6 separate regions of the Homo sapiens genome follow, and regions 1, 2, 3, 5 and 6 are each linked to region 4. Evidence: chromatin contacts called from ENCODE Hi-C or POLR2A ChIA-PET data. All regions are on one chromosome and are shown on one strand. The core of a region is the stretch at or near the end of the contact, and the rest is flanking DNA. Distances in the headings are between cores, read along the strand shown.

Region 1 (4,486 bases), core at 1,967-4,466, 220 kb after region 4:
AGCGGATCTTCCATTTTATAACAGCAGCTGGAAATCCGTTTCTTTGTGTGTGTATTTTTTTGTTTTTTTGTTTTTTGAGACGGAGTCTCGCTCTGTCACCCAGGCTGGAGTGCAATGGCACGATCTTGGTGCATTGCAACCTCTGCCTCCCGGGTTCAAGTGATTCTCCTGCCTCAGTCTCCCGAGTAGCTGGGATTACAGGCATGCGCCACCATTTCTGGCTAATTTTTTGTATTTTTAGTAGAGACAGGGTTTCACCACGTTGAGCAGGCTGGTCCCGAACTCCTGACCTCAGGTGATCCGCCCACCTCTGCTTCCTAAAGTGCTGGGATTACAGGCGTGAGCCACTGCGCCTGGCCTGATTTTTGTATTTTTACTAGAGGCGAGGTTTCACCATGTTGGCCAGGCTGGTCTCGAACTCCCAACCTCAGGTGATCCCCCCAGCTCGGCCTCCCAAAGTGCTGGGATTACAGGCATGAGTCACTGCGCCTGGCCGGAAATCTGGAGTTTTAGACAAAATCTTGACAACTAACTGCAGACTTTAAAGAACAGAGCTGGCCGCAGCCTACCCTGCAGACCAGAGTCAGCCGGACCCTCTGCTCTGCTCACCTCCTTAGGCCTCAGCTCTTGTTTCTTTGTGGCTGACTCCCAAGTCCCTCTCCCCAGGTCATCCCCAAGAACAGTGCTCTTGCCCCGACCTCAGTGGCTGGCTGGTCATTTCGGCTCTGTTCCCAGACTGAACTGACTCTCAATTAACCTTTTCTCTCTTTCAGATCCAGTTCTTTTCTGTCACTGGGTTGAGAAGCCTCTGAGTCATGGGGGGGTGGTTCCTCCTGTCTCCCGGTTCAGGCCCATTATCTCCTGCCCAGTGACACAGGCTTTCTAATTAACCTCCTCCTCCGGTCTCTGCCAGCTGTGACTAACTCTTCATCCCTCAAGCTGGCTCCAGCTCTGCCTTCCCTATTACTAGACGCTGGCCCGAAGGCAGACCTTGATAGTGCTGACTCTGATGGGCTTCTCATGCCAGGATGCTGGTGTAGGGACCCCCAGCCCCCATCTGGTGGGGGGCTGTCTTTGGGTCACAGCAAATAGTTTGTTTGTTCCTTCCTTCCCTCCCCCAGGACGGTGGTTCTCAAACTTTTCTACAATTTGGTTTCACCTGGAGGTGCTTTTAAAAATTCTGATGCCGGCTGGGCGCAGTGGCTCACACCTGTAATCCCAGCATTTTGGGAGGCCGAGGTGGGTGGATCACCTGAGGTCAGAAGTTCGAGACCAGCCTGACCAATATAATGAAACCCTGTCTCTACTAAAAATACAAAAACTAGCCAGGCGTGGTGGTGGTTCCCTGTAATCCTAGCTACTCAGGAGGCTGAGGCAGGAGAATCGCTTGAACCCGGGAGATGGAAGTTGCAGTGAGCCGAGATCGCACCATTGCACTCTAGCCTGGGTAACAAGAGTGAAACTCCGTCTCAAAAAAAAAAAAAAATTCTGATGCCCAGGTTGTACCCAGTTCCAATTAAATCTGAATGTCGGAGGGTAGAACCCAGCATCAGTACTTTTTTTTTTTTTTGAGATGGAGTCTCGCCCTGTCGCCCAGGCTGGAGTGCAGTGGTGCAATCTTGGCTCACTGCAACCTCCGCCTCCCAGGTTCAAGCGATTTCTCCTGCCTCCGTCTCCTGAGTAGCTGGGATTACAGGTGCATGCCACCATGCCCAGATAATGTTTTGTATCTTTAGTAGAGATGGGGTTTAGTAGCCATGTTGGCCAGGCTGACCTCGAACTCCTGACCTCGTGATCTGCCTGCTTCAGCCTCCCAAAGTGCTGGGAATACAGGCGTGAGCTGCGGTGCCCAACTATACTTTTAAAAGATCCCCCGTTCATTCCAATAGGCAGCCAAACCTGGGAAGCACTTCCCCAAGGGATACACAAGTGTGGTGACCGTCAGTGGTTGGGCAATGACTCAGGTCAGGCTGGATGTTAAAATGGGCTCCTGGTGGGCGTGAGCCCTCTGGGCCAGGGCTTCTGGTAACATTTGAGGCTGGCTGACTCTTTGTTTTACGGTGCCATCCTGTGCGTTGTAGGGTGTTGCGCAGCCTCTCTAGCCTGTATCCACAAGATGCCCACAACCCACCCCTCACTGTGATAATGAAAATGTCTCCAGGCCAGGCATGGTGGCTCACAAATCCCAGCACTTTGGGAGGCCCAGGCAGGTGGATCACCTGAGGTCAGGAGTTCGTCGAGACCAGCCGGGCCAACATGGTGAAACCCTGTCTCTACTAAAAAAGTACAAAAAATTAGCCGGGCATGGTGGCACGTGCCTGTAATCGTAGCTACTCGGGAGGCTGAGGCAGGAGAATCACTTAAACCCGGGAGGCGGAGGTTGCAGTGAGCCGAGATCGCACCATTGCACTCTAGCCTGGGCAACAGAGTGAGACTCCATCTCAAAAAAAAGAAAAAAGAAAAGAAAAAAAGAAAATGTCTCCAGACGTTGCTCTATTTCTGGGGCAGTGGTATAAAATCTCCCCGACTCCGTTGAAAACTACTGTTCTAGGCCTAGTAGGTTCACCTTGACAGCATTCTCAAATATTCACAGAAGAAAAGGGGCAAAGGACACCAAGTGGGGACCCCAGCTTACTGATTGATTTGTGGGCTTGGCAGTCAGGCAGCCTCTGTTTAAATCCTGACTCTACCAGCTGGGTGACCTTGGACAAGTTACTTAACCTCTCTGTGCCTCTGTCAGTTCTGGTTTTGTTTTCTCACAATCGTGCCTCCTCTTGATCTTCAGCTGCAGCCCGAGGGTGGAACTTGCTGTGTGTGGCTGGGCACTTTCGCCTGTGGCTGTGCTGCTCTGCCCACAGGGAACATGCCTTTGCTGCCCCTTCCCTGTCAGCATCAGGGTCACAACCTGCCCGTCCTTCCAGGGCCAGCTTCCATGCAGCTTCCTCCACGCACAGCCCCTTCCCCATCGGCATGGAAGGCTCTCTTCCTTGTGCCCCTGGGGCAGCCGGAACCTCAGGTCACATGCAGCTCCTCCCGCGCCGTGGGGATCTGGTGGTTTCTGTCTGAGTTCCTCCCCACTTGGGGTCTGAGACCGTGGGAGCCTCTAGCGTGCCCAGCTCGGGCTGTCTCACTGTTTGTTACCCAGGTGAGGTGGCTGTCCCCTCCCTACCTTGGGTTGAGCTGTGAACCAGTAGGTTACCGCAGTGTGGTACCACCCCCCCCAACCCCAACACCCAGCTCATTCTGAGAGGGTGGAGTGGGCGGAAATCCGTGCCTGGCAGACCACAAAGCCACATAACTGACTTTTGTAGCCCTGCCCTGGGGTGTTGGGGGGGAGGGTTGACGGCAGCCATTGCCCCTTTCTTCGGTGCTTTGCCACCAGCAGACGCCCCGTGGAATTGAGGAGCTTTGTTCTACGAGCTCGGGAACGGGACTTGGGAGGGACAGCCCCTGTCCCACCCTGCCATGCCCTGTTCAACCCTGTCAGGCAGCTGAACGTAGGCTGGACCCATGGCTGCCCACCCTGGCTGCAGTACAGAATCACCTAGGGGACCTCGTTAAAATGCAGCTTCCGGACCCCACCCTGGGGCTTGGGGATTCTGCCTCATCAGCCTGGGTGGGGCCCAGGAAACCTGTGTGTTACCAGCGCTGAGGTGCTGCTGATGAGGCAGCTGGCTTCACAGCTGCACGGGAACCAGTGCCGTTTAAAGCACTTTCCCCCACAGTGCGGCTCCAGCAGTCAGGTTCACGTACTCTGGGTGACCTGGGGCAGGCTGCGCAACCTCTCTGTGCCCCAGTTTCTTTGTCTGAGGATAATAACAGTACCTGCACGTGGGTGCGCTTGTTGTGAGGCTTAAATGAGATTATCCAGGTGAAATGGGAACAGAGTGCCTGGTACCTAGTGCTCAACACATGTAACCTGCCTTAACATCTCTGATATTATTATTATTATTATTATTATTATTATTATTATTATTATTGAGACAGAGTCTCGCTTTGTCACCCAGGCTGGATTGCAGTGGCATAATCTCAGCTCACTGCAACCTCCACCTCCCCGGTTCAAGCGATTCTCCTGTCTCAGCCTCTTGAGTAGCTGGGATTACAGGCGCGCACCACCACGCCCAGCTAATTTTTGTATTTTTAGTAGAGATGGGGTTTCACCACGTTGACCAGGCTGGTCTTGAACTCCTGACCTCAGGTGATCCGCCCACCTTGGCCTCCCAAAGTGCTGGGATTACAGGCGCGAGCCACCGCACCCGGCCCCATTTCCGATATTAACAACAGTCCTGGGCTGTGCGGTCACACACGTGTAACTGTGCGATGTGCCCTCGTGCCTGCAGGCGTACCTACGCAGGCACACTGAGCATTGTGTACCGGGACCCAGGCCTCCCTGCTGAGGACAGAGCATCCCTGTGGTACATGCGTGGACGCAGTCACTGGCTGGACGTGGTCAGAAGGGCAGACGTGTGTGTACACAAGGCCCAGA
Region 2 (4,697 bases), core at 294-2,793, 160 kb before region 4:
ATCAGCCACCACGGCCAGCCCAAACCATTTCTTAACAGCAGGACACTTTCAACAAATAAATCAACACATAATAATGATAAAAGCAGATGAGCTCTTTAAAATGAGAGGGAGGTCTCAAGTACCAGCCTGATGTCTGCCCCACCCTGGGGCACCTACCTGGCATCCCTCAGCTATGTGGACAAGACTGAAAACCTAAGGAGAAGGGAGCTGGGCACTGTCAGGATACCCAGCTCCAACATGCACAAAGTTGCCTAATTAATTTGACACCTCTCCTCCATCTGCTCTCCAAAAAGCCCTCTAGTTCTTACTCCCTAGACAGCCACGTCCCAGGCTTAAAGGTAATGTCTTCAATGCAGGGGATCCTTTTTAAGCCCAGAGTTCCTGAGCAGTGCTCACACCAAGAGTGAACAACTCACTAGGGCTACACTTTCCCCTTTTTCTCCTAACAAACGTCAAACTTCCTTCAAGCAAACCAAAACAAAGCTAAAATAATGCTTTCGGCAATTAGCGGAGAGCTGGAACAAAGAGGTAAGTGGCTTGTTAGAATTCTGCAGAGAACAGTTTGTAGAACATGCTTCCTTATATTCATCATTAGCTGAAATTATGGAACAAAATTCTATCAACATTAGGACCTTTTTGTTGCTAAAAGAAATCCAGACAACAGGAATGGGCTGAGTGTGGGCACTTGAATCACCAGTGAATTAGAATTTTTCAGCATTCAGCACCAACAGAAACGAGTCAGTAGGCCTGAGATAAGTGAAAACAGAAGTTGCCATAGTAACTTGCACATTTACCCTAAAATGGCGGGAGTGGGGGTGGGGAAATAGGTCAATGTTTCTGCTTAACTAGCTCTATTCCTTGTCTAAAGCAGCATCCTCCTCCTTCCTTACCCCCACCAGGAGCAAGAGGGGGAAAGTCAGATGGGGTTTTCAAAAAACGAGGGTGGGGAGAGAGGTCTAGGAAGAGGGAAGAGAACCAAGAGGATGGCTAAATAAAAACCTCGTGAGTACCCTGGGACGACCCCCTGGGGAAAGCAGTTGCCGATCAAGGGCAGCAGTGCTAAGAAACTGTTGCTGGGTTACTACAAATCAGGAATTGCCGTTTTTTCCTGTAGCGGCTGAAGTGCGTCTAACAGAACACTTGGGAGTGCATTATTAGCAGCTTGGGGCTGGGGTAGTGGTGGGGAGGAAGGAAGACTCTGGCAGGGGGGAGTCTGGGGCCCTCAGCATTCTCTGATGGTTGAGATGGGAGTGCATTATTAGCGGCTTGGGGCTGGGGTAGTGGTGGGGAGGGAGGAAGACTCTGGTAGGGGGGGAATCTGGGGCCCTCAGCATTCTCTGATGGTTGAGAACTATGAACGGGGCTGAAGGATGCCCCAAAACAGAGGAGAGGAGGGGAGGGAAGCTTAGGGGGTTCCTTTGCAAAATAAGCTGGTTTTGTTAACACAGAAGCAGTGCCCTTTACTACGTGGACCTGACAAGGCTACTCATGCAGGAGGGCCCGGAGGACTCGGTCTCGGAGCTGGTGTGGAGTGCCAGGGTGCTTTATCTGCTCTTCCACCTGCAGCGCCGACACATGTGGGAGGCGGGTGAAGCAGAAAGCACTTGAAAACAGGTGCAGTTCCAGTTTGCTGCAGCTGTTAGTGTCTCCACGGGGATAACTCAGAGCATTACTAATGATTTTAACCATGTGGTGTGAGGGCCCTGATATTCTAGAAAATGACAGAAAGGATAATTCTTCGGGGTGGTGAGGGGTGTCAAAAAAGGAGAAGCATCTTTTTAACCAGAGACTATTTCAAACACAAACCTCTAGATAACTTACTGCACTGTCCAGGAGTCTACCCTTCATGGAAGGGCCATTCAAATGGCACTGGGGAGTGTAATTGAACCCAGCAGCACTTCTAGCTGCAGAGTAGGACAGGCTCAACCTCGGATTTAAGCTCCTGTTTTCAGAAACATGGTAGTATCTGCAAATTGTTCCCTTGTGCTACATGTCTCTACTCCTCTACCCTACAAGAGCAGGAGAAGAGACTCAGACACACAGCAACATGTAAGATGACGTTAGAGACCAAGAGCAGCCAAGAGCTTGGAAGAACAGCACCCAGAACAAGCCCACTGTAGGCGCTGAGGGAGCAAAGCAGCAGGTGTCAGGTCCCCGCACATACTAAGAAAGGAAGAGCACCTGCTGGGCAGTGTGTGCAGACACTTCAGCTGGGAATCTCCAGGCAACAAGAAGCCAACCACACCTGGGAGGGAACTGTGAGAAGCAACAGATGCTGTTCTGTCACTGCCCGGAAAATCATTCAGTCTGGCCAGCTCAGAGGTGGTTTTCCTTTACCTATAGCAGCACTGAGGACAAAGAGACATCTGTGAACAAACCTTTTTTTTTTTTTTTTTTGAGACAGGATCTCACTCTGTTGCCCCAGGCTGAAGTGCAGAAAGTGCAGTGACACGATCAGGGCTCACTGCAGCCTCTACCTGCCAGGCTCAAGTGATCCTCCCACCTCAGCCTCCGCAGCAGCTGGGACTACAGGCATGCGCCATCAAAATACAAAAATTTTTGTATTTTTTGTAGAGACGGGGTTTCACCATGTTGCCTAGGCTGGTTTCGAACTCCTGAGTTCAAGTGATCTGCCCGCCTCGGCCTCCCAAAGTGTTGAGATCACAGGTGTGAGCCACCAGGCCTGGACACAAATCATTTCTTTAAACTTTTTATTCCAGAAAATGTTCTAGCACACACAAAATAGAAAGGAATAATGATCTATCACCCAGCTTCAAAAATGGTTAAGATTCTAGTGCTAATCTGAAAGCCAAGACAGAACCCTTCATTAAAATGATCCCCAAGTGTTGCACATCAAAAGCCTGCAATCCAAAAAGTCAACTTCTACGTTCTCCAGGAGCCCCAAGAGGCAGCTATTCTAGGAAAGCAGCAGTGGTAAGGAAAAGAAAGAGACCTCATTTTCAATTCTTGAGGAATGTCCACCAGCGTAATTATATCTGCAAAATGTTTCTACAGGTTATGTTACCTGAATTTTGTTTTTTAAAAAAATTTTTATTTATTTCATTTTTAATATTTTTGAGACAGAGTCTTGCTCTGTGGCCCAGGCTGGAGTGCAGTGGCACAATCTCAGCTCACCGCAACCTCCGCCTCCTGGGTTCAAGCAATTCTCGTGCCTCAGCCTCCCGAGTAGCTGGGACTACAGGAGTGCCACCACGCCCAGCTAATTTTTGCATTTTTAGCAGAGACACAGTTTCACCATGTTGGCCAGGCAGGTCTCAAACTCCTGGCCTCAAGTTATCCGCCCAGCTCGGCTTCCCAAAGTGCTGGGATTACAGGCATAAGCCACCATGCCCAGCCAAATTTTTAATTCCTAAAAGATACATTTCTGTCAGCTGAGCAAAAATCACTATGTTGTACAGACTCACAGAGGAAGGCTCCACAGTCTCCAGGACCAGCCTTCTAGGACTGTGTCTTGGTTACAACCCCTTTCCATTCTGACATAAGCATTTGGGACAAACTTCAGTTAAACAGGACACTACCAATTCAGTTCACTTATGATGGACTGAAACCCACCATGTGCTGGCAGGTGGTGAAGCGGAGCAAGGTCTGTACTTACTGGTACTGTGACATCATCATAAAAACTCCAAGCTAAGGCCCATCTCATTGTCCGACCTTGACAGAATTCAGTGTACGTTACTTTGGGAACCTGAAACCAACAAAGACAGCATCTCATCAAACTGCAATCATTCTACCAATATGTTTCTGGCTGCTGCGTCATGCCATATTATGTTGATCCTTCTTTTTAATCAGTTAACAAACAATATTACCAAACAACAGTTATAGATAGCTGCCTAATAATGAATGAATAAATCATCTCTCAACAAAGTTATATTTTTTCCTCCCATAAAACATAAGAGAATTTACAGATATGACTTGAAGGTTCAAATATATGAAACACTGAAAACACAGCTCTTTAGAGAATTATTTGTAATATGACTCAAGTGAGTTTTTTTGTTTTTTGTTTTTTTGAGACAGAGTCTTGCTCTGTCACCCAGGCTGGAGTGCAGTGTGCGGTCTTGGCTCACTGCAACCTCCACCTCCCAGATTCAAGCAATTCTCCTGCCTCAGCCTCCCGAGTGGCTGGGATTACAGGCGCATGCCACCACGCCCAGCTAATTTTTGTATTTTTAGTAGAGATGGGGTTTCACCATCACTGGTCTCAAACTCCTGACCTCAGGCGATCCGCCCACCTCGGCCTCCCAAAGTGCTGAGATTACAGGTGTGAGCCACCACACCCAGCCTCAAGTGATTTTTTGTTTTCTTTTTTAGAAAGAAAGTCAACCAAAGTCTGGGCTAGACACAGGTAGGTAATCTGTTTTATCAATCAGATTTTAGGAAAGGTAAAGGAACTAGTTTGTAGCTCTCACAATTTACCCAAGAAATGGTATTGTGAGGAAAAGAGGAGGAATAGGACGTCAGAGAGAAACCAGAGACCAGAAACTCTGCTCCTCCCACTGGCTTGCATCTGACCCTTTTGCTGAGAAGTCCTCTGACTCACACTAAAAACCAGAAACTGGGAGGAAAGTGGAAGTGGCGGTGGGAGTATTTATTTTATTTAAAAGAAAATTTTTTGGGGAGACAGGGTCTCGCTCTGTCGTCCAGATTGTAGTGCAGTGGCGTGATCTTAGCTTGCTGCA
Region 3 (4,931 bases), core at 2,239-4,738, 130 kb before region 4:
AGCCGTGATCATGCCACTGCACTCTAGTCTGGGTGACAGAGCAAGACCCTGTCTCGAAAATTAATTAATTAATTAATTAATTAAAATAAAATAAGGTAGTCCCTTATCTTTCAGGCTGCTTATCCTTCTTTTTCCTACCTTAGTATGAAGGAAAAATCAAAATAGCAGCATCTACCCCCTGTGGAGCTCACAACTGGGAAATGTTCCTTCATGTTTTAATTGCAAAAACGCTGCACTACCTGGAGAACAAGCTGGTACACCATCTGTCCCCAGTACTTCTCTATCTCTGGTATCTGTGTAGGAAGCTGAGGGGCACAATTCTTTGTAATGATACCCTAAAACACCTTTACTGACTGACAACCCTACTTTGGGTCCCAGTCAAAGATGAAAGCAGGGGTCAAACGTAGCCATTCATAACAGCCTCAACAGATGGCAGTTCAGTAAGAAACAAGAAGTGGTATGTTCTTTTTAACAGTGAAAACAAGAAAACCTCTGAATGCCCAATAACAAAGAATTAGTTAATTATGGACTGTTGTTAAGCTCACTAGCTACTGACTGATTGACTGAGACAGGGTCTCGTTCTGTTGCCCCGGTTGGAGTGCAATGGTGTGATCATGGCTCACTGCAGCCTTGACCTCCTGGACTTAAGTGATCCTCAGGCCTCAGCCTCACAAGTAGCTGGGACTATAGGAACATGCCACCACACACCAGGCTGATTTTTTGTAGACACAGAGTCTTGCTATGTTGCCCAGGCTGGTCTTGAACTCCTGGCCTGAAGCCATCCTCCAGCCTCAGGTTTGCAAAGTGCTGAGATTACAGGCATGAGTTACCACACCCGGACTGTCAAGCTACTTATTTTGTATTTATTTATTTATTTTTAAGACATAGTTTCACTCTGTTGCCCAGGCTGGAGTACACTGTCTCAATCTCAGCTCACTGCAACCTTCTGTCTCCCAGGTAAGTGATTCTCCTGCCTCAGCCTGCCATGTAGCTGGGATTACAGGCGCATGCACCCGGCCTTTTTTTTTTTTTTAAATGCCAAAGCAGCTTTCTCCATTTTCTAATTTCCTGTAAGTGTGGTTATATTGTTTAAGAGATAACAAAATTATAAAAATAATAATGTCAGCTGGGCGTGGTGGCTCACGCCTGTAATCCCAGCACTTTGGGAGGCCAAGGCGGGTGGATCACGAGGTCATGAGATCGAGATCATCCCGGCTAACACAGTGAAACCCCGTCTCTACTAAAAATACAAAAAAAAAAATTAGCTGGGCGTGGTGACGGGCGCCTGTAGTCCAAGCTACTAGGGAGGCTGAGGCAGGAGAATGGCGTGAACCTGGGAGGCGGAGGTTGCAGTGAGCCGAGATCGCGCCACTGCACTCCAACATGGACGACAGAGCGAGACTCCGTCTCAAAAAAAAAAAAAAAAAAAAAAAAAGTCATTATCTAACATTTATACTACATGCTGCAACCTCCTAGAATAGTCAAGAGTTAAAAATCGGCCGGGCACAGTGGCTCACGCCTGTAATCCCAGCACTTTAGGAGGCCGAGGCAGGCGGATAACCTGAGGTCAGGAGTTTTGAGACCAGCCTGGCCAACACGCTGAAACCCCATTTCTACTAAAAATACAAAAATTAGCCAGGCATGGTGGCGCGTGCCTTTAATCCCAGCTACTTGGGAGACTGAGGCAGGAGAATTGCTTAAACCTAGGAGACGGCGGAGGTTGCGGTGAGCTAAAATCACGCCACTGCACTCCAGCCTGGATGACAGAGCGAGACTCTGTCTCAAAAAAAAAAAAAAGAGTTAAAAATCACCCTATTTAATATCCACTATTATTATTATGTCAAATATGTATTCATTTAATTCTATAACCACTTTATGAGATAGCTACTATCATTCCATTTTACCAATGATAAATCAAAATTTCAAACCAAAGAATCACATTCAAAAGGCCCAGATTATTACCAATTTTTGAGACGGGCTCTTGCTCTGTCACCCAGGCTGGAGTGCAGCGGCATAAACACAGCTCATGGCAGCCTCAACCTCCCAGGCTCAAGCAATTCTTCCACCTTGGCCTACTGGGTAGCTGGGACCACAGGCACGTGCAACCATACCCAGCTAATTTTTAAATTTTTTGTAGAGATGGGGTCTTGCTATGTTGCCCAGGCTGGTCTCAATCTCCTGAGCTCAACTGATCGTCCTACCTCAGCCTCCCAAAGTGCTAGGATTATAGGTATGGGCCACTGTGCCTGGCCTAGGCCCAGATTATTAAATTTATTACCCATCCCAAAATAGGTGGATTATATCCAAATCCAAGCAGTATCCATCATCTGGCAGGGGACACGCTGGTGCTTTGTAGAATACAGATCTCTGGTTCCTAAGAAAAGCCTAAAATCATTGCCATAAAGGGCATCAGTTATAGAACTGGTAACCAATGACAAGAGAGAATCCAAAACATACAAAATTATGGTGTGGAGAATAAATTAAAAAAAAAAAAAATTCAGGGCCAGGGTGTGGTGACTCACACCTGTAATCCCAGCACTTTGTGAGGCCAAGGGGGGCAGATCATTTGAGCTCAAGAGTTCCAGACCAGCCTGGGCAACATGGTGAAACCCTGACTCTAATAAAAATACAAAAATCAGCTGAGTGTGGGGGTACACATTTGAAATCCCAGCAACTAGGGAGGCTGACGTGGGAGAATCACTTGAACTTGGGAGGCAGAGGTTGCAGTGAGACAAGATCACTCCACCTCACTGCAGCCTGGGTGACAGAGCAAGACTCTGACACACACACACATACACACACACTCACACACAATTCAGGCCATGAGGAGTTTGATAAAGTCTGGTAATTTATCTAGAAGGTTAGATGGGTGAGTCCCTTTTTTTTTTTTCTTTTTTGAGATAGGGTCTCACTCTGTCACTCAAGCTGGAGTGCAGTGGTACAATCTCGGCTTACTGTAGCCTCGACCTCCTGGGCTCAAGCGATCCTCCTACCTCAGCCTCCCGAGTAGCTGGGACTAAAGGCATGTGCCACCACATCCAGCTAATTTTTGTATTATTTGTAGGGAAGGGGTGTCGCCATGTGGCCCAGGCTGGTCTTGAACTCCTGGGCTCAAGTGATCCACCAACTCAGCCTCCCAAAGTGTTGGGATTACAGGTGTGAGCCATTGTGCCCGGACTGGGTGAGTCACTTGAGAAAAAAAAGCTATTAAGTAAGCTCAAGCCACAGGCACAAAAAGCCAAAGTAAGGGTGACAAGCACTTGTAAATCCTCATCAACGACAGAAAGGCTCTTCACAGAGTCCAACTGCAGCTTAGAGCTGCAGAGGCTGCAAGGGGTGGTGGAAAGACCACTGGACTAGAATGAGGATATCTGAGTTCTAATTTCCAGTCTGTAAACCAAGAGGTTGGATAACTTTACCTCTCAAGGTCTTTCCAGCTGCAAAATTCCTTAAGATACAAAACAAAACTGTTAACTGCTGCTGAGCATGACAGAGGTGAGACATGAACCTCCCAGGGGAGGCGAGGCATCACAAGCGCCATCCTGAGGTCAGTCCAACACATTTAACTTATTTCACCCCATAATGCTGCAAATTCTGCTTAGTTCCTGTATTTCTTCAGGGACAAGGAGAAAAACATTCTACAGGGATAAGAAACAGATGGTAGGGTTAAGGCACTTGTTTATAATCTCTTATTTTTTAGAGCTTCAAAATACACAATTTTCAGAGCATTCTGAAATGTGAGTCACACGGTTGTATAAACATTATGATGTCAACTATAAAAATATGCATGGGGGCCGGGCGCAGTGGCTCATGCCTTTCATCCCAGCACTTTGGGAGGCCGAGGCAGGCGGATCACCTGAGGTCAGGAGTTCGAGACCAGCCTGACCAACATGGAGAAATCCTGTCTCTACTAAAAATACAAAATTAGCCAGGCATGGTGGCACATGCCTGTAATCCCAGCTACTCTCGAGGCGGAGGCAGGATAATCGCTTGAATCCAGGAAGCGGGGGTTGCAGTGAGCTGAGATCACACCATTGCACTCCAGCCTGGGCAACAAGAGCAAAAACTCCATCTCAGAAAACGTATGTGTATATATGTGTATATATACATGCATGGGGACACGAACTGGTAGTTGTACAAATGTAAGTCATCATGGTAGGATGTGAGTGAAAACAATACTTGCAAGCAACACCCTTTCACAAAACACTGTTCTAGTTTCTTCTCAGTAAAAATCACTTCATTTCTTCCTTTCTTTCATCTAAACTCTCAAACTGCTTGAGTCCTCACAGAGAAGAAAGTTGCACCCTGTTTTAAATAAATCCTAAAGGGCAGTGTTTCCCATATATGAGACCAAGCACAAAATGGCCAGCTCTCCAGAGCTGGGATGGGCTCTTGCATTTTATCCTTCCTAGCAAATTTACACCCTTCATTCAATTTGCAGGCTGCCACAGAGCCAAGTATAAGCAGACTAGGAACATACTGAGTCCATTTCTACCCCTTAGAATGGTGTTCTATTCAAACATATTTTTGTAGTTCAAATGGTACTTTGGAAATAACAGAAATTTACTGTTTAAAAGCCTCCTAAAAACAACCCCATTATTATTGTAGCCTAGTAGAGCCACCTACAGTTCCCCATTTTCCTGGCTGGCTCTAGTTCCCTCAAAAGCCATAATGAGGGTTGGGCGCGGTGGCTCACGCCTGTAATCCCAGCACTTTGGGAGGCCAAGGCGGGTGGATCACCTGAGGTCGGGAGTTCAAGACCAGCCTGACCAACACGGAGAAACCCCATCTCTACTAAAAATACAAAATTAGCTTGGTGTGGTGGCACATGCCTGTAATCCCAGCTACTCGGGAGGCTGAGGCAGGAGAATCACTTGAACCTGGGAGGCAGAGGTTGCAGTGAGCCAAGATCACGCCATTGCACTCCAGCC
Region 4 (4,864 bases), core at 1,213-3,712:
CCTGCCTCTGCCTCCTGGGTAGCTAGGACTCCAGGCATGCGCCACCACACCCAGCTAATTAAAAGTTTTTGTTTTTGTTTGTTTTTTTGAGACAGACTCTGGCTTTGTTACCTAGGCTGGAGTGCAGTGGCATGATCTTGACTCACTGCAACCTCCGCCTCCCGGCTTCAAGCGATTCTCATGCCTCAGTCCCGAAAGTAGCTGGGATTACAGGCACACACCACCATGCCCGGCTAATTTTTGTGTTTTTAGTAGAGATGGCATTTCGCCATGTTGACCAGGCCGGTCTCGAAATCCTGACCTCAAGTGATCCACCTGTCTGAGCCTCCCAAAGTGTTGGGATTGCAGGCGTGAGTCCCCGCGCCCGGCTGTTTTTCTTTTCTTTTTTTGTTTTTAGAGATGAGATCTTGCTTTGTTGCCCTGGCTGGTCTGGATCTCCAGGGCTTGAGCAATCCTCCCATCTCATCCTCCCCAGTAGCTGGGACTACAGGCATGTGCCACCACACTTAGCTAATTTTTAAAATTTTTTTGTAGAGATGAGGTTTCACTATGTTGCACCTGCTGGTCTCCAACTCCTTGGCTCAGGTGATCCACGGCCCCCCTCCCAACCTCCCCATCCCTGCCTTGGCCTCCCAAATTGCTGGGATTACAGGGGTTAGCAACCTGTGCCTGGCAGAGATAACCTTTCTTGAACAAAGGAAACTTGTTTTGGTATCAAGCAACAGTAATGTTTACATGAGTTACCTATAAGTCCCCACGAAACTAAGATACTTTACACAGGCTGCACCTCCTCTGTAATTCTCACAAAAGCCGGGTTAGTTATTAGGTGTCTTTTATTGAGAAACTGAGGCCAAAGAGAGGTATGGTAATTTGCCCCAGGTCGCGCTTCTGGCAAGTGCGGGGTCCAGGATTTACACCTAAGTTGTCTCTTTCGTTAACTCTGCTGCTTCTCAAATGCAGTATATATATATATATTTACCTACATAAAGTGACGCAATAAAATCAGTACACATAAGCTTAAGCCTGTTTCAAGAAAAAAGCTTCCTTGGACAATACAAATGAATGATAAGATAATCTCATTTAAACCTGTTATTAAAATAATAGCCCATATTGAATTATTCAGAACCCCAAATCTCGCTTTTTAAAAATCAAGGGTCGGCTGAGCACGGTGGCTCACGCCTGTAATCCCAGCACTTTGGGAGGCAGAGGCGGGCGGATCACGAGGTCAAGGGATCGAGACCATCCGGGCCAACATGATGAAACCCCGTCTCTACTAAAAATACCAAAAAAATTAGCCGGGCGTGGTGGTGGGCGCCTGTGGTCCCAGCTACTCGGGAGGCTGAGGCAGGAGAATGGCGTGAACCCGGGAGGCGGAGCCTGCAGTGAGTGGAGATTGCACCACTGCACTCCAGCCTGGGCGACAGAGCGAGACTCCATCTCAAAAACAAAAACAAAAACAAAAAACAAAAATTAGCTGGGCGTGGTGGCAAGTGCCTGTACTCCCAGCTACTCGGGAGGCTGATGCAGAGAATCGCTTGAACTCGGGAGGCGGAGGTTGCAGTGAGCCGAGATCGCGCCACTGCACTCCAGCCTGGGCGACACAGCGAGACTCCGTCTCAAAAAAAAAAAAAAAAAAAAAAGGAAAAGAAAAGAAAAATCATAGGTATCTGTGTGGAATAAATTAACTACAAATCCCCAAGACGACTCTTGTCATCAATATTTCAATCCATAATTTAGCAAACACACACAGACATCCCTTATAGGGATACAGTTCCAGGCCTTTCTTTGGGCATCCGTTTCGAGACCTGGAGAGACTCTGATGTCTGTGTGTGACTAAGGAGAAGAATAGCTGAATCATATCCAAAAGCGAGTCCTCCCAATTAAGAATCTATAATACAAATCAAGACAATGACAGCATTCCATCTGCCTTTTAACCTCAACAGCTCCTCCTCCCAAGCCAGCCAGCCTACTCCCCTCCCTCATTCCCCCCCAAACTGGGAAATCATCTCGGAGGCCGGAGGCAGAAAGGGGCGGTAGGTGGCCGGGCCCCGCTGCCTCTCGCGCCTCCCGGGGCCCGCCACACACGGTGCCAACGGGACGCCGCGGTCGGCCGCATGAGCGCAAAAGCAGGGCAGCGAGGTGAGCAGAGCCAGAGTTCAGAAGGGGCCGCAAGTCAGACGAGGGGCTGGGAAAAAAGAGCCTCTCCCAAGGTTAACAGAAGCGTGCGGAGCGTGAGAAGCAGCACCTCGCACGCAGACTCGCCCGCCGGCCGGGTGGCACCGCTCAGCCGCCCGCCCGCTAGAAGGCAGCGCGGCCCCGGCCCGGCCCAGCCCGGCGCATGCGCCGCAGCCCCTCCTCCGCTCCCGGCGCCCGCCCCTCCCTCTTCCTGGCGGGTCTGGGGCGGCGGCGGCGGCGGCGGCGGCGGCGCGGTGACGTCAGGGCGTTGGGGCAGCTCCTGTGACAGACGGAGCTGGAGCGGCGGGGCGGCGGCGGAGTCCGGCGGCCGGGAGAGCGAGTGAGCGAGCGGAGGAGCAGCGACACGGGAGTCTAGGGAGCGAGAAGGAGAAGGAGGGGAGCGCTCGGGCGCGAGCGAGAGAAACCGCGAGCGCCGAGCTTGGACTCGAGCCCCGGAACGGCTGAGGAGCCCGCCCGCTCCCCTCCCCTCCCCCTCCCCGGGCCCGGGCCCAGCGCGCCATCCTCCCCCCTCCTTCCCTCCCTCCCTCCTTCCTCCCTCCCCTCTCCCTCCCCCTCCCCCGCCGGTGGATGGGAGTGAAGGACGGAAGAGGCCCTGCGGAGGCGGCGGTGCAGCGCTCCGGTAAGGCGGCGCGGGTCTGCGCCCTCCCCTCTGTCTCCTCCACCGCGCCCGGGCGGCTGCAGGCCGGACCCGGCGGCCTGACGATGTGGCTGCGCCGGTCCCCTCCCTCCCATTCTCCCCTCCCCCTGCCTCCGCCGCCGCCTCCTCCTTCTTCTTCTCTCCTCGCTCTCAAAATGGCGGCCGCGACGGCCGTTGAGTGAGAGACCCGGAGGAGGGGGACTGTCCGGGGAGGGCGCTGCCCTCGCTCCTCTCCTCCCGGGCCCGGCTTTGGGGGCTGCCGGCGCCTCTGCGACCCCCGCCCCGCGGCCCTCCCCAAGAAGGGATCGCCCTCCTCCCTCGGTGACTTAGCAAGAAAAGTATTCTTGGGTTGGAAGGGCGTGGGGACCAGGTAGCTCTCTGATCTTGGGGAAAAGGATCGGCCCTGCTCTCCCCGGCCGCGGAGACGAGCACCGCAGTCCCCACCCCACCCTCAGTTATCGGCTCGGGGACCGGCTCAGCCCCGCGCCGCCGGGGCACTCATAGGGCCTTCCAGGCATTCCGTCCCCGACTGGTCCTTAAGATGGGGTTGACCAGCGGAGGGTGGCCCACCGTCTCCCTGGCCCCCGGTGCGGCGGTCCAGCCTCAGCACCCGCCGAGGAGAGGCAGCCCGGCCCACCGAGCAATCCGCAGCATCCACCCACCGAATCTGGCAGGATTTTCTTTCTGCCACCGGCTCCTCGGTCGGGAGTTGCCTTTTGATGCTGTTAACATTCAGCTTCGAGGCTCCCTGCCATTCCCCTTCGTCTAATCTCATCTCCCTGCCCCTTTGGGAAACGCAGTGCCTCTGCATATTTACCCTCTTTAGCCTCCCACATGAGAAAATGCCTTTGAGGTGGTCGACACATTTTGACTCTGCACCTCTAAACGTAGCAGTAGAGGGGAAGAGGTTTTCCGTATTTAGTAGGAGAGAGCAAGGTACCATAGCTTTATATGTTATGCTACCTTTCTTCAGTGACTTAGCAAGAAACTCCTTGGGAAGAGGGCAGGAAATTTTCTTTTGGGGTTTGGGCCCAATTTATATCAGTCTTTTGGTTAAGAAAATACGCCTTTGAAGAGGAGGACCAGATTTGTGGTCTCGTTCTCAATGGGCGATGTCATGCCAAGGTCCCCCCTCCCTCTTTCCTTAAGTGGCAGTCCGGACAAATAGAGATATTACTGATATTCCCATCTCTCCTTTAAGCACACAGTCTTGGAGTTTCATAAGGTTTTAAAGGCCAAACAAACAATTTGTGCCATTTTTGGCAATTCTGTTTTTGTTGGGGGGGTGGGTTATTTTGTGTGAATTTCTTTTCGAGGCTAGGGCGGAGGAGACAGTGCTTGGGCCTTTCATACCAGTGATAATGTCATCCCTCCCTTTTTGCCACAGGAGTGTTTGCTTTTTTTTTTTTTTTTGCTGCAGCAGGGCGGCTTAATTGCTGCGGGGTCCAGTCTCATAATCAGGAAAATTTCCTGTTGACTGTGTCATAGTGATGTTGAATATATAGTAAAAGCTTTTACTTAAAAAATTCTGATTTGGTTTTAAGGCATTAGCTAGCTTTTAATCTCTAATGGGTGTCTTTTAGGACACAGTTTCACAAAATAATTAGCAGTTGCAAATTGCAGTTTTTAATAAAGCAGAAGAGTAATCTGTATTTAGGGTGATTTCTTTCGTGTTCATTAATGATCATTGTTTGGATTGCTCAGAAGGGGGGAATCTCCTAAAAGAAATTGAAGGCTGGTATATATTTTAAAATCAGAAAGGAATCCAATTTTTCACTTGAAGTATTTCTGTATATGTTGATTTTGATGGAGCAAGCCCTACGTTGGTACCTCCCCCCACATCCTTTTTTAAAAAAATGGGCTAATATTTGTGGATGCTGTGAACAGCCATTGAGCCGAGAAGACTGGGTGGAGTAAGGGAGCAGAAGCTGTGAAATGCTGTATTGCCCTTTCACAGCGTCTTTCTCTTGCTTATGTTTTGTAAGGTTATTTGATATGAATGGTTGCTACAACTAAGTCATTTCTCTGTCG
Region 5 (5,092 bases), core at 2,103-4,602, 200 kb after region 4:
TACTCCAAAGATGGGCCTGTCATTAACTCCCTCTAACTGATTTTTTAAAAAAGTAATTTGCAACAGGATTTTTTTTTTTTTTTTTGAGATAGAGTTTCGCTCTTGTCGCCCAGGCTGGAGTGCAGTGGCGTGATCTTGGCTCACTGCAACCTCTGCCTCCCAGGTTCAAGCGATTCTCCTGTCTCAGCCTCCTGAGTAGCTGGGAATACAGGCATGTGCCACGACGCCCGGCTAATTTTTGTACTTTTAGTAAAGACAGGGTTTCACCATGTTGGCCAGGCTGGTCTCGAACTCCTGACCTCAGGTGATCTCCCTGCCTCGGTCTCCCAAAGTGTTGGGATTACAGGCGTGAACCACTGCACCCGGCCTGCAACAGGAATTCTTGCAACGTATGCAACACCTCCAACCCCAGCACCTCCCAACTGAGGCTGTGGGCTGTACCTGGCTCACCCTGGTGCTTTCTGCACCCAGCATGGTGCTTGGCCTAGAGCAGGTGTTGCTGTCAGCGGCGGGAGGCCAGGTGGGCTGACTGTTCCCACTTTCACTTGTTCACTTGTCAAGCTCTTTTCTTTAGTTGGGACTTTATTAATGGAGAATGAAAGAAATCCAACTCATACTGGCTTTAGGAATAACTCTTTATTCGTACGGCTGGCTCTCCTATACCCGGGGTCAGCTGGTTCCTGGCACAGCCGGATCCTGGAGCTCAGATGATGCCCTTGAGACTCAATCTTTTGGCCGGGTGTGGTGGCTCCCGCCTGGAATCCCAGCACTTTGGGAGGCTGAGACGGGTGGATCACCGGAGGTCAGGAGTTCGAGACTAGCCTGGCCAACATGGTGAAACCCTGTCTCTACTAAAAACACAAAAATTAGCTGGGCGTGGTGGCGGGCGCCTGTAAACAGATATGTGGGAGGCTGAGGCAGGGGAATCACTTGAACCAGGGAGGTGGAGGTTGCAGTGAGCCGTGCCACTGCACTCCAGCCTGGGTGACAGAGCGAGACTCTTCAAAAAAAAAAAAAAAAAAGACATGATCTTTCTCCTCTTTCCCTTTCTCTGTCAGTTCTCTTCTCTGCCTTCCTGTGAGTCGGTTTCATTTTCCCCACACTCTCCACAGCCCCAGGCTTTCATCTCATGCTTCAGCAGGGGAAGCCTCTTGGGATGGTGTCTTGTTGGGTTTACTTAGGTCTCCTGAACCAGTCCCCTTGGCTGGCCAGGCCTGGTCAGGTGCCCACTCCTGACCCTGGAGGTGGATTGAGTGCAGAGGGTTCTTCTCAGATGGAGGCAGGGCAGGCAGGACCCAAGTTGTCCACGGTACCTGTTGAGCACTTCCTGGGTGTGGGTGGGTGCCTCTGGGGAGAGAGGCGCTTGTGGCACTCTGCAGTGGCCATCCTGTGGGAAGCCAGCAGCCTGAAGCCACCCCAGAGCATGAACCACACAATCCTAACTTTCCTGGGGCAGAGGTGAGGGTTGGGGGAAGCCTCCGGGCTCCTGCTGGGGACTAGCTGCCTTGGAGGTAGAGAGTCAGCCCCCAGCCCTGCTCTGGCCCAGGACCCTGAAGCTGCTCCCCCAGCCCACTCAGGGCTTGAGGCCCCTGTGCTGTCCCCTGCTGTGAAGGAGTCAAGAAAATAGAAATCCTTGTACCCTTCGTCCACAAGCTGGGGTTGGCCCCTGGCACCTCAGCACGGAGTCTAGGACCTTCACAGTGGCAGCAGGTGCCAGAGAGGAAATTTCAGGGAGGGTTGGCCAGAGAGAGAGGCCAATGGCACCAGCTAGGGCCGTTTTTTTCCTTTTTTTTTTTTTTTTTTTTTTTGAGATGGAGTTTTGCTCTTTGTTGCACAGGCTGGAGTACAACAGCATGATCTTGGCTCACTGCAACCTCTGCCTCCCAGGTTCAAACGATTCTCCTGCCTCAGCCTCCAGAGTAGCTGGGATTATAGGTACCTGCCATCATGCCTGGCTCATTTTTGTATTTTTAGTAGAGATGGGGTTTCACCATGTTGGCCAGGCTGGTCTCGAACTCCTGACCTCAGGTGATCCACCCGCGTTGGCCTCCCAAAGTGCTGGGATTACAGGTGTGAGCCGCCACACCCGGCCTTTCTTCTTCTTCTTTTTTTTTTTTTGAGACGTTTTCTTCCCTTTCTCCACTGCTTGGGGGTAGGGTGGGGCCTGGGGCCCTATCTGTGCCCACTCCCCCCAGTGTCTGTTGTAGTGTACGTGCCACATCCCTTTGAGGGGCTGCCATTAGTAAGTGCCTGCTGTGTACCAGGTGTGGTCAGCACCAGTGCGTGCAGAGATGAGCACTGGCCCTGTGGTGTGCAGACTGGGATGCGTGCAGGACACGCTAGCCCTGTGGCATGAGGACCAGCACCTGAGCATGCAGAGATGAGGACGAACCCTGCGGTTCAGCTGGGAAGACAAATCCACCCGCACATGGGTACCGCCCCCCCACCCCACACAGCCAGCGTGAAGCATGCCACTGCTCTGACCTCTGTCTAGACACTTGGCGGCGGGGGTGGGGGGCGGCTGACAGGTACAGCTCTGTGCCCATGTGTGTGTACATGCGAATGCCCCTTGCAGTGTGATGTGGTCTGAGTATGTGGATGAGTGCCTGCGGGCACATGTGTATGCGTTCATGTCTGTGCACGTGTCCAATGGGGCTTTGTCAGTATGTGAGAAGCGTGTGCAGGTGTGTCTACTGATGCCTGTGTGAAGTGGTGTGTGGATGTGCACGGGAGCGTGTGTGCCGCGCTGTGCTCAGGTGTGTACAGGTGTCTAATGATACGTATGTCTGCGTGCATGTATCTGTGTGTACCTGGGTATCCTGGGCGTGTGTGTGTCCATGTGTGCATCCCACGTGCCCCTGTGCCCATGCGTGTGCATGTATACTTACATCCACGTGTGCTAGTGGAATGACATGTGTGTGGCTGGTTCCTCTGGCGTGTGCCGAGCCATGGTGGGGCAGGCAGGCAAAGGTCCCTGTCTCAGGCAGCCCTCGGGAGTGGGTGTGAAGGTCCCCAGTGCTCAGGCGTCCCTGAGGCTTCCAGCTGAATCTTTCTGTCCCTCCTAGGCGTGGCTGTGGGAATCCTTGGGGCGCCTTTGGGTTCCAGGAAGCTGGGGCTGTGTGGGCCGGGCTGCTAACTGGGGCTGTGGAGCAATCTGCCAGCCGAGCCCCTTCCGGAGCTGTGGGTTCCTCTGGGTGTGGGGAAGCTGCCCTCCACAACCTCCTCGGCCTATCTTGGTGCCTCCTGGAGTGCAGGACACACCTCCCAGCTCTGCAGCCTCACCCACAGGAAGCTCGGGTTGGGGGCAGGCGAAGAGGGAGGTGCCACGCTGGGCTCCCCGCCCTGCACCGGCACTGACCCCGCTGTACCACGGCCCTCTTGCGGACAGCCCCGGGGACGTCGTTGGGACATCGCTGGGACCCCGGGCTCTGCAGCCACAACCATGTTTGGCCGGAAGCGCAGTGTCTCCTTTGGGGGCTTCGGATGGTGGGTGACAGGTGGGAGGGTGGGGGAATGATGGGAGAGAACTTAGAAGTGAAGTCTTGTTAAGTGCATTGGCGGCCGTGGGAACAGAGGGGCTCGGGCTGTGCCTGAGAGCTGGGTCTGCTGACGCCCTGGCAGGTCGAGATGCAGGATCCTGGTGGGGACATCAGAGACCGTAAGCCTTCCCCACTGTCCCTGGGCACAATCTGCTGGCGAATCCTGGAGGTCTGCGCCGGCTGCCCGTGGGGAGGTGGATAGCATGAGTGTGACTGCAGTTGAATGTGTGTGTCTCTGTGTCCGCAGGTTCCCATGTATGTGTGTGCGTGTCTGGGATTATGTGTAAGTGTGTGTGTGCGCGTTTGAGCCTGTGTGTGCAGGCGTGTGTGTGTGGCTGTGACTGCCAGTCCGTGTGACCGTGTGTGAGGTGTGTGCCTGTGCATGTGGGCAGCTGCCTGTCTGCACTTCTGGCCTTCTGTGTCTGTGTGTGCTTGTGTCTGCGTGTTTGTGTGTGTGATGCTCCTGTCTGTGCTGTTGTTGTGGCCTTGTGGCAGGGGAGTCTGTACCTGCTGGACCTCTGGGCTGCCTGCTGTCTTGGGGGTGGGTTGTGAGAGAAGGTCTCCCACCTGCACCCCAGGCAGCCCACCCTAGCTCTGTCCTAGCCTGAGCAGCTGCATCTGTCCCCAGCCTCCTGCCTGGCCCTCTGGACACTCTTGCCTCTAAGCTTCTGTCTGGGATGAGGGATGTGCTTTTTCTTCCCGGCGGGGGGCAGAAGGTAGGCACACGAAGGCCAAAGGCTTGTCTCTGGTTCCCAGTGCTGGCAGCTTCTTCGCAGCTGGGGAACAGAGTCTGGTGGTTTTCATGATCGGTTTCCTTTCAGTGCCTGGGCTGGGGGCGTTGTCAGACTGGGAGAGGGCCCCGCGGGAGGTGGCCGGGGGGTGTCCCGGTGTGGAAAATGGTGGACTAATGGGGGTGGCACGAAGGGCGAGGGGGAGAGGGGCTGTGTTCCTCGGTAATTTTTCGCTTCCGTGTGTGTGGCTTATTTCCCTCTTCCTCCTCTTCAAAAGCACTTTGCCATCCATCCTCTGGCAGGGGGGGACTGTGGGCACTCCATGTTTGGCAGATGGGATGGTGCGGATGAGAAGATGGCACAGCGTCGCCTGTGTCTGCTCTCGGGCCCTCCCTGACGCCTGGATCTGGGAGCTGCCACCCCGAGGGTAGGTGCCAGTGTCCGGGAGGCAGCAGAGGACTTGGCTTCTGGTTGGGAGGGGTGTGTGTGTCTTGGCTGTGGGCCTTGCAGGGCAGGGCCCAGCAATTAGATTGTGCCCTCCAAGGCCCGCCTTTCTCTGGGAGGTGTGGAGCAGATGGAAGGCTGGTCGCCAGAAAGCTCCGGGTGCACAGGTCCCGGTCTCAGCCTAGCTTCATTCCATATGAAGCCCTCTGTGTTGAGACCCACAGCTCCAGAGCACAAGGCAAAGCCAGGCCTGAGATTTGAATCTGGGCAGGTGAGGGGGAAGACAGGAGTGTGGCTGCCCAGGGCTGCCAAGATAGAAAGCAGAATTCCAAGTTCTTCTCTAGCAGCCCTTCTCACTGGGGCTTCCTTAATGAAATG
Region 6 (4,952 bases), core at 1,405-3,904, 130 kb after region 4:
GAAAGGGAGGGGGACAGAATAGGGGTGCAGTGAGTTACACACACTTGAGGGGGGACAGAGATGGTACAGGCGCAACCACAGGACTAGTAGAGAGTAGAGGTGGGGGCAGGCAGAGCAAGGACCCCAGGCCACCTTCTTGGCCCAAGTTGGACTGGAGAGCACTGTCCCAAGGGTGCCCCAACCTCAGCCATCTGCATCCCAGGAGCTGGACACCCCAGACCAGGCGTGGTTATTGCTCAGTGGTCTTGGGCAGTCCCGAGTGGCGTCAGCTGGGAGAGCCGCACATTGCTTGGCCCTGAGTGCGCTCGCTCACTGGTTTCTACTTCTTGCCAATTTCCTGCTCCAACAAATGGAGAGAAAGGGGGTGTGATCTGGGACTCCCCCTTCTTCATGGGGCTGTGATGGGAGAAGAGCTCGTCACCCCTAGAGCTTGACTCTGCTCACCTCCCAGACCCCTGCGTGACAGAATGTGTGGCCTCAGCCAGGGTCAGGACCTGTCAGGAAAGGGGTGTCTGTGAGGGAGGCAAAGGCCTCTCCCTGCCCCACGTCCTCCCCTCGAAGCCCCTGGAAGACCTCACAGGCACTTAGGACTTGATGCAGGACCCACACAGGAGGGATGGCACGGGCTGGAGGGGTTTGTGTTTCCTTCTAGGCTGGGCTGGGGGTGGGGGAATAAGCTGCGCTGAAACTGTCCTTCCTGCCTTTGGTGGTGGACGGGGAGCTTGGGAGAAGGGGCGTTAGGAGGTGGGGCTTTCCCCTTTCCACGTCGCCATTCCCCAGGCTAGACAGCAGGGAACTGAGCAGCCCGCCACTGCCAGATTCTGATAGGTTTAGGGGCATCCGTGGAGGGGGCCAGGATGGGGACTAACCTGTGCTCCCACCATCCCCCCAGCAAACACAAACCCAAACTCCTATCAGTAGCTGCCACTTCCAAGAAGCCAGGCCCTTCTTCTTTTTTTCGTTTTTGAGACGGAGTTTTGCTCTTGTTGCCCAGGCTGGAGTGCAGTGGCGCGATCTTGGCTCACTGCAACCTCTGCCTCCCAGGTTCAAGCGATTCTCCTGCCTCAGCCTCCGGAGTAGCTGGGATTACAGGCGTGCACCACCACGCCCGGCTAATTTTTGTATTTTTTAGTAGAGACGGGGTTTCACCACGTTGGCCAGGCTGGTCTCGAACTCCTGACCTCAGGTGATCCGCCCACCTCGGCCTCCCAAAGTGCTGGGATTACAGGAGTGAGCCACCGCGCCCAGCCAAGGCTCTCTTCTTCTTGTCTCTGGGTGCAGCCAGCTGATTAGGAAGCCGAGCAACATTAGCACCAATAAACAGGACCAGGAAAACGCCTGGGGCTGCCTCCTGAGAAGGAAGACAGCTCCTGCCTTCCAGAAGCCTGGCCAGCAGCAGGCCTGTCACCTCCCTTCCCCAGCAGAGCTCCCAGTCCCTGCATACCCAGCGGGGTGGCGACTCGGGAAGAGCTGAGCTGGAGACGGCTCTAGACCAAGTCCGGCCAACCAGGCGGTTCTGTAATCCTCTCCCAGGGCCCATGGAAGTTAGGCTTCCATCAGGCGCACTTTTCCCACCAGGGGCTCTGGGAGGACGTGTCTTCTAAAGTGTTCCGTGCTCACCTGCAAGGACCTATCGGCAGGGTCAGGGTGGGGGTAGAAGGACCAGCCCCTAGCCTGGGCCTCTCCTGGGGAGGAAGAAGGCTTGGCGGGAAGGGCGTCGGCGCGGGGGTGGGGGAGGCGGGGGGTGGGGAGCTAGAGGGCCTGGGGCGCCAATGCCACTCTGCGTCCCTTTCCGTAGGCGAGCCCAGCCCTCCCCACCCCACCAAGGATTGTCGGCTTTCCCGGGGAAGGGCGTGGCCCCCGCCCCTCCTGTCTCACAGGCAGGTGGGACCAGGCCAGGATCGGGACGGCGAGTCCTCTCGGTAGAGAAGGTGCCCCCGCTCGGCCCCGCGGAGGAACTCTCGCGCGAGGAGAGGGCTCGAAGCTTTGGAAACGTCGGGAAGTACAAAAGGCTGGCGGTTCGGGGATTTGGGGGGAGCCGGGGCCGCCTCGCCCCGCTTCCTGGAGGAGGGGCGGCTGCCCTCCGACCCGGGACCTGCCTGCGGGGACCGAGCTGCGTCCCTGGCCGGCCCTCCCCGTCCGTCCCGCGTCACCCCGGCCAGCCTGGCGCCTACTCCGGGTCCCCGGGCGCGCTGGGCTGGCTGGGCGCGGGCTGCGGGCCGGCTCGGTCCGGGGGCTCCTGGGGAGGCGGCTGGCGCGGGCTGCGGGCGCTGGGCCGCAGCGGCCTGCGTGCATAGAGGAAGAGCGCGGGGTCGGGCATGGGGTCGGCGTCGTCGAGGGCGCCGGCCCCGCGGTCCCAGGCGGCCCAGTCCCGGCCGGGGCCCTTGGCGGCGGCCTCGTGGGCAGCAGGCGGGCGGCGGGCTCGCAGTGCGCGGCGGCGTGGCCTGGGCTCGGCGGTGGCGCCGGGGCCCGGGCGCGGGGCCTGCAGTCTCTGGCGCGCCGCGTGCAGCTGGCAGGAGAGGTAGGCGGCCGCCTCGGTGTGCTTCTGCAGCTCGGTGCCCAGCACGGTGGCGCGGTGGCTGCGGCGGCGCAGCTCCTCCAGGAAGCGGCGCTCCTCGGTGCGCAGGCTGCAGCGCAGCGCGGACACCAGCGCCTCGCGCTGCGCCACCTCCCGCCGCAGCTCCGCGTTGGCCGCAGCACGCGCCTCCAGCTGCGACTCCAGCGCGCGGCACTTGCTCTCCAGCTCCCGGGACGCCGCCTCTGGAACGGGGCAGAGGCCAGAGGTGACGGTCTCCCCCTGGCTTGGAACAGAACCTGCACGGCTCAGAGCTCCGTGTAACAAAACCCCCAGGCCGGGCGCGGGGCCTCATTTCTGCAATCCCAGCACTTTGGGAGGCCGAGATGGGCAGATGGACTTGAGGTCAGGAGTTCGAGACCAGCCTGGCCAACATGGTGAAACCCAGTCTCTACTAAAAATACAAAAATTAGCCGGGCGTGGTGGTGGTGGTGGTGGGCGCCTGTAATCCCAGCTACTCGGGAGGCTGAGACAGGGGACTCGCTTGAACCGGGGAGGCGGAGGTTGCAGTGAGCCGAGATCACGCCACTGCTCTCCAGCCTAGGTGACACAACGAGATTCCGTCTCAAAAAGCAAAAACAAAAAAACAAAACAAAGCCCCACTCCTCCCCACGTCCCCACCTGCACGTCCTACCGCGCTCCCCCTCCTTCCCCACGCGTCGGCTCAGTGGCCTTCCTTGTTCCGCCCTCGTACCTACTCTACCCTCTGCTTGGTCTCTAATTCTTCAGGTTTCAGCTTAAGTGCAAACCCCTTCCTGGCCCTTTATTCATTCCACAGAGAATTTGTGGAGCCCTGACTTTGTGCATTGTGTTAGGTATTGGAGATAGGGCGCATAATAAAACGGTCTCTGTGAAGCTTATTGCATAGTGGGAGAGACATAGTAAATAATCACAAATACGTGTGAGGTTGCAAATGTGACATGTGGAAAGTCAATGCTGTGACTGTAACTGGAGAATGTGACCTCATCAGGGAAGTCTTCCCAGCAGAAGAGACTTGAGCTAAGATCTGAAGGATAAACAGGAGTTAAGTAGTGAAGACAGGAGAGAAGGATGCTGCAGATGGAGGGAACAGCTTGTGTAAAAGTCCAGAGAGCAAGGGACTGAAAGAGCTGCCAGTGTGCACAGGAAGGGAGTCAGTGTCCTTGTTTCCTCCATAGGGCATTTTATCACGTCTTTTTTTTTTTTTTTTTTTTTTTTTGAGATAGAGTCTTGCTCTGTCGCCAGGCTGGAGTGCAAGTGGTGCAATCTCGGCTCACTGCAACCTTAGCCTTACGGGTTCAAGCAGTTCTCGTGCCTCAGCCTCCCAAGTAGCTGGGATTACAGGTGCACACCACCACACCCAGCTAATTTTTGTATATATATATATATTTTTTTTTTTTTGAGATGGAGTCTTGCTCTCTCGCCCAGGTTGGAGTGCAGTGGCGCAATCTTGGCTCACTGCAAGCTCCACCTCCCGGGTTCAAGCCATTCTCCTGCCTCAGCCTCCTGAGTAGCTGGGACTACAGGCGCCCGCCACCATGCCTGGCTTATTTTTTTTTTTGTATTTTTAGTAGAGACAGGGTTTCACCATGTTAGCCAGGATGGTTTCGATCTCCTGACCTCGTGATCCGCCTGCCTCAGCCTCCCAAAGTGCTGGGATTACAGGCATGAGCCACCGCGCCCGGCTAATTTTTGTATTTTTAGTAGAGACGGGGTTTCACCATGTTGGCCAGAATGGTCTTGAACTCCTGACCTCAGGTCATCCTCCCGCCTCAGCCTCCCAAAGTGCTGGGATTACAGGCGTGAGCCACTGCACCTGGCCTCTTTTGTTGTTGTTGAGGCAGAGTCTCACTCTGTCACCCAGGCTGGAGTGCAGTGGCATGATCTCGGTTCACTGCACCCTCTGCCTCCTGGGTTCAAGCGATTCTCCTGCCTCAGCCTCCGGAGTAGCTGGGATTACAGGCACCCGCTACCACACCCAGCTAATTTATTTTTGTATTTTTACAGATGAGGTTTCACCATATTGGCCTGGCTGGTCTCAAACTCCTGACCTTGTGATCCACCCGCCTCGGACTCCCAGAGTGCTGGGATTACAGGCGTGAGCCACCACGCCCAGCCCTTTTTTTTTTTTTTTTTTGAGACAAAGTCTCCCTCTTGCCAGGCTGGAGTGCAGCGGCATAGCTCACTGCAGCCTCTATCACCTGGGCTTGAGTAATTCTCCCACCTCAGCCTTCCCAGGAGTTGGGACCACAGGCATGCACATTTTTTGTAGAGATGAGGTTTTGCCATGTTGCCTGGGCTGGTCTCGAACTTGTGGGTTCAGGCAATCCTCCTGCCTCAGCCTCATAAAGTGCTGGGATTATAGGTGGGAGTCACCGTGCCTGGCCACATGTTTGTC

What was found. Hi-C counts contacts between places; a loop is a spot of excess contacts on that map. ChIA-PET counts read pairs that join two places held with the same protein, here RNA polymerase II (POLR2A). Pooled maps may share reads with other maps.
Region 1: a map of naive thymus-derived CD4-positive, alpha-beta T cell shows a loop between it and region 4 (19-fold over the local background). The contact joins the enhancer-like site here to the promoter of PAFAH1B1 in region 4. A Hi-C loop is called at or near these places in 2 of 168 maps with a recorded cell type or tissue (both naive thymus-derived CD4-positive, alpha-beta T cell) and 7 of 50 pooled maps. POLR2A ChIA-PET finds 5 or more read pairs at or near these places in 4 of 52 experiments (CD4-positive, alpha-beta T cell, CD4-positive, alpha-beta memory T cell, activated B cell and 1 more).
Region 2: a map with no recorded cell type shows a loop between it and region 4 (2.8-fold over the local background). The contact joins the enhancer-like site here to the promoter of PAFAH1B1 in region 4. A Hi-C loop is called at or near these places in 1 of 37 single-sample maps with no recorded cell type. POLR2A ChIA-PET finds 5 or more read pairs at or near these places in 9 of 52 experiments (A549, Caco-2, GM12878 and 6 more).
Region 3: a map of IMR-90 shows a loop between it and region 4 (1.8-fold over the local background). The contact joins the enhancer-like site here to the promoter of PAFAH1B1 in region 4. A Hi-C loop is called at or near these places in 1 of 168 maps with a recorded cell type or tissue (IMR-90) and 1 of 50 pooled maps. POLR2A ChIA-PET finds 5 or more read pairs at or near these places in 7 of 52 experiments (H1, MCF 10A, OCI-LY7 and 4 more).
Region 5: a pooled map shows a loop between it and region 4 (2.6-fold over the local background). The contact joins the promoter of RAP1GAP2 here to the promoter of PAFAH1B1 in region 4. A Hi-C loop is called at or near these places in 6 of 50 pooled maps. POLR2A ChIA-PET finds 5 or more read pairs at or near these places in 3 of 52 experiments (B cell, GM10248 and activated T-cell).
Region 6: a loop to region 4 is called in a pooled map, with 2.6 times the contacts of the local background. The contact joins the enhancer-like site here to the promoter of PAFAH1B1 in region 4. A Hi-C loop is called at or near these places in 16 of 168 maps with a recorded cell type or tissue (B cell, CD4-positive, alpha-beta T cell, CD4-positive, alpha-beta memory T cell and 9 more), 26 of 37 single-sample maps with no recorded cell type and 30 of 50 pooled maps. POLR2A ChIA-PET finds 5 or more read pairs at or near these places in 8 of 52 experiments (CD4-positive, alpha-beta memory T cell, HEK293, MCF 10A and 4 more).

The regions. Positions count from the first base shown.
Region 1 is chr17:2,811,520-2,816,005 of GRCh38, forward strand. All of the region lies in intron 2 of RAP1GAP2 (RAP1 GTPase activating protein 2), which reads left to right. Among named protein-coding and RNA genes, the nearest start is that of RAP1GAP2, 17 kb to the left of the region's middle. Within about 2 kb of position 3,217, at least 10 of the 41 ENCODE cell types and tissues checked have a DNase peak (open chromatin) inside an H3K27ac peak, as active enhancers do; they include CD4-positive, alpha-beta T cell, where a contact is called at or near this core.
Region 2 is chr17:2,434,493-2,439,189 of GRCh38, forward strand. It overlaps METTL16 (methyltransferase 16, RNA N6-adenosine), which reads right to left. Exons shown (of 10, transcript NM_024086.4): 8 at 3,617-3,706. Among named protein-coding and RNA genes, the nearest start is that of MNT, 36 kb to the left of the region's middle. RefSeq lists enhancers at 1-20, 21-699, 700-1,378, 1,379-2,057. Within about 2 kb of position 1,544, at least 5 of the 41 ENCODE cell types and tissues checked have a DNase peak (open chromatin) inside an H3K27ac peak, as active enhancers do.
Region 3 is chr17:2,455,928-2,460,858 of GRCh38, forward strand. All of the region lies in intron 6 of METTL16 (methyltransferase 16, RNA N6-adenosine), which reads right to left. Among named protein-coding and RNA genes, the nearest start is that of METTL16, 53 kb to the right of the region's middle. Within about 2 kb of position 3,489, at least 7 of the 41 ENCODE cell types and tissues checked have a DNase peak (open chromatin) inside an H3K27ac peak, as active enhancers do.
Region 4 is chr17:2,591,192-2,596,055 of GRCh38, forward strand. PAFAH1B1 (platelet activating factor acetylhydrolase 1b regulatory subunit 1) reads left to right here and starts at 2,463. Exons shown (of 11, transcript NM_000430.4): 1 at 2,463-2,815. RefSeq lists an enhancer at 1,669-2,397 and silencers at 2,232-2,451, 2,502-2,731, 3,142-3,201, 3,262-3,311.
Region 5 is chr17:2,793,086-2,798,177 of GRCh38, forward strand. RAP1GAP2 (RAP1 GTPase activating protein 2) reads left to right here and starts at 3,353. Exons shown (of 25, transcript NM_015085.5): 1 at 3,353-3,486. The coding sequence starts at 3,443.
Region 6 is chr17:2,722,241-2,727,192 of GRCh38, forward strand. It overlaps CCDC92B (coiled-coil domain containing 92B), which reads right to left. Exons shown (of 4, transcript NM_001355573.2): 4 at 1-2,760. The coding sequence ends at 2,171. Among named protein-coding and RNA genes, the nearest start is that of CLUH, 13 kb to the left of the region's middle. Within about 2 kb of position 2,655, at least 12 of the 41 ENCODE cell types and tissues checked have a DNase peak (open chromatin) inside an H3K27ac peak, as active enhancers do.